Linked DNA regions of Homo sapiens: region 2 is linked to region 1. Evidence: read pairs that join two places in POLR2A ChIA-PET (ENCODE). Cell type or tissue: HepG2. All regions are shown on one strand. Links, peaks and the distances in the headings refer to the core of each region. The heading gives the core; the rest is flanking DNA.

The links. ChIA-PET counts read pairs that join two places held together with the same protein. Peaks named below come from ENCODE experiments on the same cell type or tissue, not always from the same donor. Only the 100,000 strongest peaks of a DNase experiment are listed, where the experiment ranks them.
Region 2: POLR2A ChIA-PET joins it to region 1 with 7 read pairs; 2 of 35 experiments call an interaction of 5 or more read pairs at or near these places.

Annotation. Positions count from the first base shown.
Region 1 is chr13:112,891,318-112,894,222 of GRCh38, reverse strand. No RefSeq gene overlaps it. Among named protein-coding and RNA genes, the nearest start is that of MCF2L-AS1, 76 kb to the left of the region's middle. RefSeq lists an enhancer at 1,697-2,446. In HepG2, for the core only: a CTCF peak has its summit at 194 (motif pointing right); DNase peaks (open chromatin) are centred at 482 and 1,122; H3K4me3 peaks cover 1,406 bases; H3K27me3 peaks cover 625 bases.
Region 2 is chr13:112,983,549-112,986,453 of GRCh38, reverse strand. The region is part of intron 1 of MCF2L (MCF.2 cell line derived transforming sequence like); the gene reads right to left. Among named protein-coding and RNA genes, the nearest start is that of MCF2L, 16 kb to the right of the region's middle. RefSeq lists an enhancer at 1-925. In HepG2, for the core only: no CTCF peak of the experiment used is centred there; a DNase peak (open chromatin) is centred at 1,183; H3K4me3 peaks cover 1,494 bases.

The DNA.
Region 1 (2,905 bases), core at 1-2,500:
AAGGGCGGCGAGGCGGGGCGATGGGAACAGCCTGCCCCTCTCCCCCTCTCCCCCTCTCCCACCCATTGCTCTCCTCACCCATCCCCCTCTTCCCCCTCCTCCCCGCCGTGCCCGAGGCGGGGGAGGGGGCGACAGGGGGAGGTGTGACCGGGGCGGGCAGCGGGGCGGGGTCGTGCCTAATGGGTGCAGTTCCTGCCACCTGGGGTCACCCTCGGCCCCTTCCAGAGGGGAGAGGGCTGGACAAGGGGACGGGTCGGAGGTCTTCTGGGGCCCAGGCCTCACTTCCTTGGGCTCACATGTAAAACGGGGTCCCACCTGCCCCCCTGGATCCGAGCCAGCTGGCAGGGAAGTTGTGTCCACTCTGAAGCCCCACAGGGACCCAGCTGGGATCGCCCTAGCTGGGATCGCCCTAGCTGGACCCTTCCCTGCAGCTTCCCAGGAGAAAGCTGGGGCACGTGGGACAGGGCTGGGGCCGCTGGAATGTGGCCCAGCTGAGCTGACCAGCCTGTGACATCAGAGAAGTCACTAACAAACCCTTCTGGCCTGTGTTCTCATCTGTGCAGCCGTCCCAGAGCGTCCTGGGGTCCACGGGTTAGTGCACACAGAGCTCCCAGCATGCCAAAGAGCAGACAGATTACCAGTTAACTAGGTTAGCAGCAGAAATCAGGGCTGCCCCTGTTACGTATCAGAAGGGCTAGGGTTTCCCATGTTTAGGTCCTAGGGTAAAAAGGGACAAGAACCCACCTCACTCCTCAGTACTGGAGTGGGTAAGGAGCCGCTGGTCTGTGGGTCGCGGTACAGGACGCTGGCCCCTGTCAGCGCGGCCTCACTTTGGTACCTAACAGTGCAGCAGAAGTTGTTTGCAAAACAAACAAAACAAAACAAAAAAACTATAAAAGACCCCACCATTTAATTCTTGTGTCTCCAAGATTCAGTGGAAACTTATTGATAACTTAAAAACAAAGTAAAGTGGCATAAAAAGGTGAAATCATGGAAGATGTGGACCCAGCTATAGACTTTAGCACTTGCAGTTGGAGCTTTAAAATGTCTCCATTTAGTGGGTAAAAAGAGGAAGCCTGTTTGAATGAAATGAAAACAAAGCTCTGGCAGGAGGGAGGTAAACATTAACCAAGCAAGCAGCGGGAAGTGCAGTCCACCGCGCCGTGCCCACCTGAGGTCAGAACACTGGGAACAGGCATGTGATACACAGAGACAGACTGAGGTCCGGGAGGAGGGTGTGTGGGCCGGGAGGACGGTGCGTGGACCAAGCCTGGCTGCAGAATTTCTCCCGGGGGGAGCACGTGCGTTCAGGGACTGGATCCTTGCTCCTGCAAGCCCGCTCCCTGGAGCAGCAGCAGCATCGGTGACCGTGCAGAGACCCCGGGCCCCACTCAGACCCGCAGGGAGTGGCTCCACTGGGGAACCTGCCCTCCCCAGCGTGCAGAAACCCTGCAGAGACCTGTGCAGGGGACAGGAGAGGGGTCCAGGAAGGGCCAGAACCTGCCAGCATGGGCAGGAAAGGGGGAGGCTGGGCTCAGGGAAGGAGGAGGGATGATTTGAGAGGGACAGGAAATTAAACCCAAGGGAACTCCCTCAACCCAGTAACGTTTCTTCACATAATTAGCCACGGAGACAGGATTGTCACTAGCAATGCGTTCAGGAGCTTTGAGAATCGGAGTGGAACAGGCTTTCCTTCTCAAAGGTGCCTCAGTTAAAAAGGTCAGAGTGGGCCCACATGGTGTTTCTTACCTGTTTTTTGTTTGTTTGTCTTTTTGGAGACCAACGCCCCCTTTCTCATGTTGGCATAAGACCCTCTGGTAACATAGCACATTCTGTCAGACTGTCAGACAGGCTGAATTAAATATCATTTAATCGAGCAATAAAAGTCCAAAGGGAGGCTGCCCGTGGGAACCCGCCCTGAGGATCTCCTGCAGGACGTGCAAGCAGATGGCACCGTGGCTGCGGAAAAGGAGGGGACAGGCAGTGACCCCAGCCAGCCACGACCCCGCTCCACACATTCGTGCAGGGTGCAGGCTCACACCCACAGGCGCATGGACAGTGGGCACCACACTGGAACAGACTTTGCCAGGAAGCACGGATTCCCACCTGATACCCTGAAAGATGCCTCCACCTGCACACCGTGGACGGGCATGGAGCTGGCCCGCAGCCCTCAGGGGACAGACAGACAAGAAGCCAGAACGTCTTCTCCATGAAAGCTTTCCGCATTGGCAGCCAATGCAGCGAAAATACAGAGGACAAAACCCCAAGATGTGTGTGCTTCAGAAAAGGCTAGGGCTCATTCTAAAGTTGAGGCAATTCAAGAGGAAATTAATTCAGCCGAGGACAAAGGCCCAGAGCCGCGCATCAGAGGCTGCCCGCGGTGCCCTGCTGGGGCCAGGCTTGTTAGGGCCGGGCAAGCCCTTTGTGCTCCACCAGCTTTCACAGCCTCAGAAGCCCAGTGGGGCACAAGGAGACTACGTCACAAACAGGTTCCCCTGCGAGCACAGCAGGAGGAGCAGAGACCTCAGGGACAACTCCCGCCAGGGCGTCACTGCCTACCAGTGAGCAGATCCCGCAGGAGCTGAGGCTGCAGGGGAAAGCCGGTTGGCCGCCGCACTGTAGCACACCTGCAGCCTCGGCACACGTGTCTGGGCGCTGCACATGGAGGGGGGAGTACGGGCTGCCTCTGTGGATTCCACGTAAGCCGTGCGGCACTTACAGCGAGCTCAGGTAGCAGGCACCCGGGAAGCTGTGGTGCCCGTGCCTGTGACCCCAAAGGCTGGAATCCTTCCAGGGCATCTCCGTGTGGTCACTGTGTCCCATAAGCAGTTTAGGAAGGTTCATCTGCTTCCAAATTGTTCCAACGTCTCGACTTAGTGTTGGAAACTTTACCATTGGAGATTAA
Region 2 (2,905 bases), core at 171-2,670, 92 kb before region 1:
GCGGTGGTGGTGCTGACGTCTACTGCTGTGTCCTCCCACACCGTTCGTGGGACGCTCTGACAACCCTGTGATGCGCATTTCTCTCCGTGACTTCCTGACTCTCCTCATCTGCAGAACGGGTGAGTTCAGAAGAGAGTGGATGCAGTTTTATAAACAGCAAAGCTGCAACTCTGAGGACAAGGACTCAGCACTCTGGGCCCCGGGAAAGCGCCACATGGCATCCGGCCGCGGCCCCATCCTCACAGAGACTGTGTCTTCACAGGCAGGATCAGACCCCGACCGCAGGTCATGCCAGGCAGACACACAGATGGCATTCAGCCAGTGAAGGGGCGAGCCCTTGTTCCAGGGCATTTTCTGGATTTCGAGGTGGAATGAAGGAAATGCCTTCTGAGGCAGGAGACCTGCTCAGCCCCACGCACGGCCCTGGGGGCTCACTGACCACGGGACGGGAAGAGGAAGAGTGGCCGGGGCTCACAGCTCCCTGCACGGCTGACCGTGGGAAGCTCTGCATAAACCGGGCTTCGGTGTGCCGGGGCCGATCCTCAGGCACGTCACCGGGTGTCCCATGGTCAAGGGGACCAGCAAAGTGTTCGGTCACGGCCTTGTCTCTGTCCTGCACCTGCAGCCATGGCCCCGGGACATCAGAGCTCTCAAGACGCGGGGCAGCCTGGTGCAGGCTGAGCCCCCAGCTGTTTGCACAGTTTGTGAGGCTCAGGCTTGCCAGACAAAAGGAGGTTATTTGCTTTTGGTAACTGTGACATAAATTAGGATCAGATGATAACTTTAGGGTGAAAAGCTCATTTGCTTCTCATCCCCACTCCCTGAGCTACTGCAAATTCCACAGGGGACACAGACTGCCCTGTGGAGCACGGGGCATCCACAGAGGGCACCTCCATGCTGCCTCACCCAGAGGCCGCCTCGACTGCTCCGAGCACACCACCTGCGAGGGACTCACAGGGGACGAGGAGACTCACCCTCAGCCACGGACAGCAGCCAGGAGCACCACTCAGAATACAGGTAGTAGCTTTTCATTTCCGCCACGGAAATCCGGACAGCCTTTCCGTCCCCCATGGCGAGGATCAGCTGCCGGGGAGGACGCGCGCTGCCCTGGGCTCGCCACAACCCTCTCCTTGTAACAGGACCTTTCTATGCTGAACTTTGTCCCCTAAAATCTGCATGAGGGACCAGCTGGCTTTTTACTTTCATTTCACCCACTACCTGGGACAGAGTACGCCAGGCAATTACCCTCCTGGAGGCCGATTCCTGCTCCGCCCTGATGTTTACATGCAGGTCCAGGCGACACACCGTGCCCGCCCGAGAGGAACTTGAGGAAAAAGGAACAAGCCTGAGCTATTCTTGCCTTGGGTCCAGGCACAAGGGACCCCGCTGGGGGCATGGCCTCCCTTGCTTTAAACAGGCAGCCGGAAGATGAAACGCAGCAGGTCTTCCGCTGTGCCTGGGGAGCAGCATATTCCTGGGGAGGCTGAGCCAGAGAGTCCTGTCGGGGGTGACTGCTTGCCAGTCTTCCTCCATCTGATCACGGCCCCAAATGCTGACACCACTGGCAATTGGAGGGATGGACAGAAGCAGAGCGGCCTCTGAAGGAGGATGAGCTGCACAGAGACACCGGGACCTGCATCCTGACGCCCTCTCCCCTTCCAGCTTTCCTTCGAGGGAGTCAAGTGTGATTGCTGAGGGATTGGTTCCTCCCAGAAGAACAGCTTTTGTTTGTGCACAGTCTTAGATCCACACGTTTTCCTTTTTGCACGCGCTACTAGGAAGCTTAAAGGGGAATTCCGCTGAGATCACTCACCCTGGGTGCCTCAAATGTATTTATCTGCTTCTTATGGTGAATCCTGATTCTGTTTGAAACTTCCTGTGCCAATCTCAAACACGTTTTATGAAGAGAATTTCTAGGCCGGGCGCAATGGCTCATGCCTGTAATCCCAGCACTTTGGGAGGCTGAGGCGGGCGGATCACATAAGGTCAGAAGTTTGAGACCAGCCTGGCCAACATGGCGAAACTCCATCTCTACTAAAAATACCAAAAAAATTAGCCAGGTGCGGTGGCACATACCCGTAATTCCAGCTACTCGGGAGGCTGAGGCAGGAGAATCGCTTGAACCCAGGAGGCAGGGTTGCAGTGAGCCAAGATCACACCATTGCACTCCAGCCTGGGTGACAGAGCGAGACTCCATCTCAAAAAAAAAAAAAGGAGAATTTCTAAATTCTAAGTAAAACAATCTGTTTTTCTTGGCTTAATTGGAACTCAGCTCCAAATACCCCAGGGCAGGGCAGCACAGGTGGACCCTGGGAGATCCGGCACCCGGCGAGGGTGCTGCTGCCTCTGAAGTATGGTGGTATCTCTGCCACCATGCCATGCAGGACAGAGGGGAGATGGACAACCCTGGCACCGGCCCCAACCTCCACTCAGTAAACAGACAACATCCACTCTTGGTTATCAGAAAATCTCCACCTGCAGCTACATTTTCTCCCAGCACCGTCTCCTCCGGGCAGAGGAGGCTCCTCCTCCATGTGAGTGGAAGTCCACCTGCCTCCTAACCCAAAGGGGCTCTTTTCAGTGCTCAACCCAAGGAAAACAGCTGCAGCACGGGGAGAGGTCTGTCCACAGAGATGCAGAAGCCAGCCTGACCCAGACACACAGGTGGACGGGTGGAGGAGGAGGAAGCCAGGCAGAAGGGAAGGCCCAGGAGGCTGCAGACACCACGCTTCCCCGGGGCCACAGTGCGTCAGAGCACTGAAGTGTCCGTCACCGCCTCACATCCTGATGACCAAGGGCAGAGCCAGCGAGATAAGGCAGGGGACAGAGCTGTAAAGAGGCCACAGGCATCTGACGCTCCTCCCGGCTCCCTGTCTCCGCCTACGGCTCTGCCGTGCCCAGCACC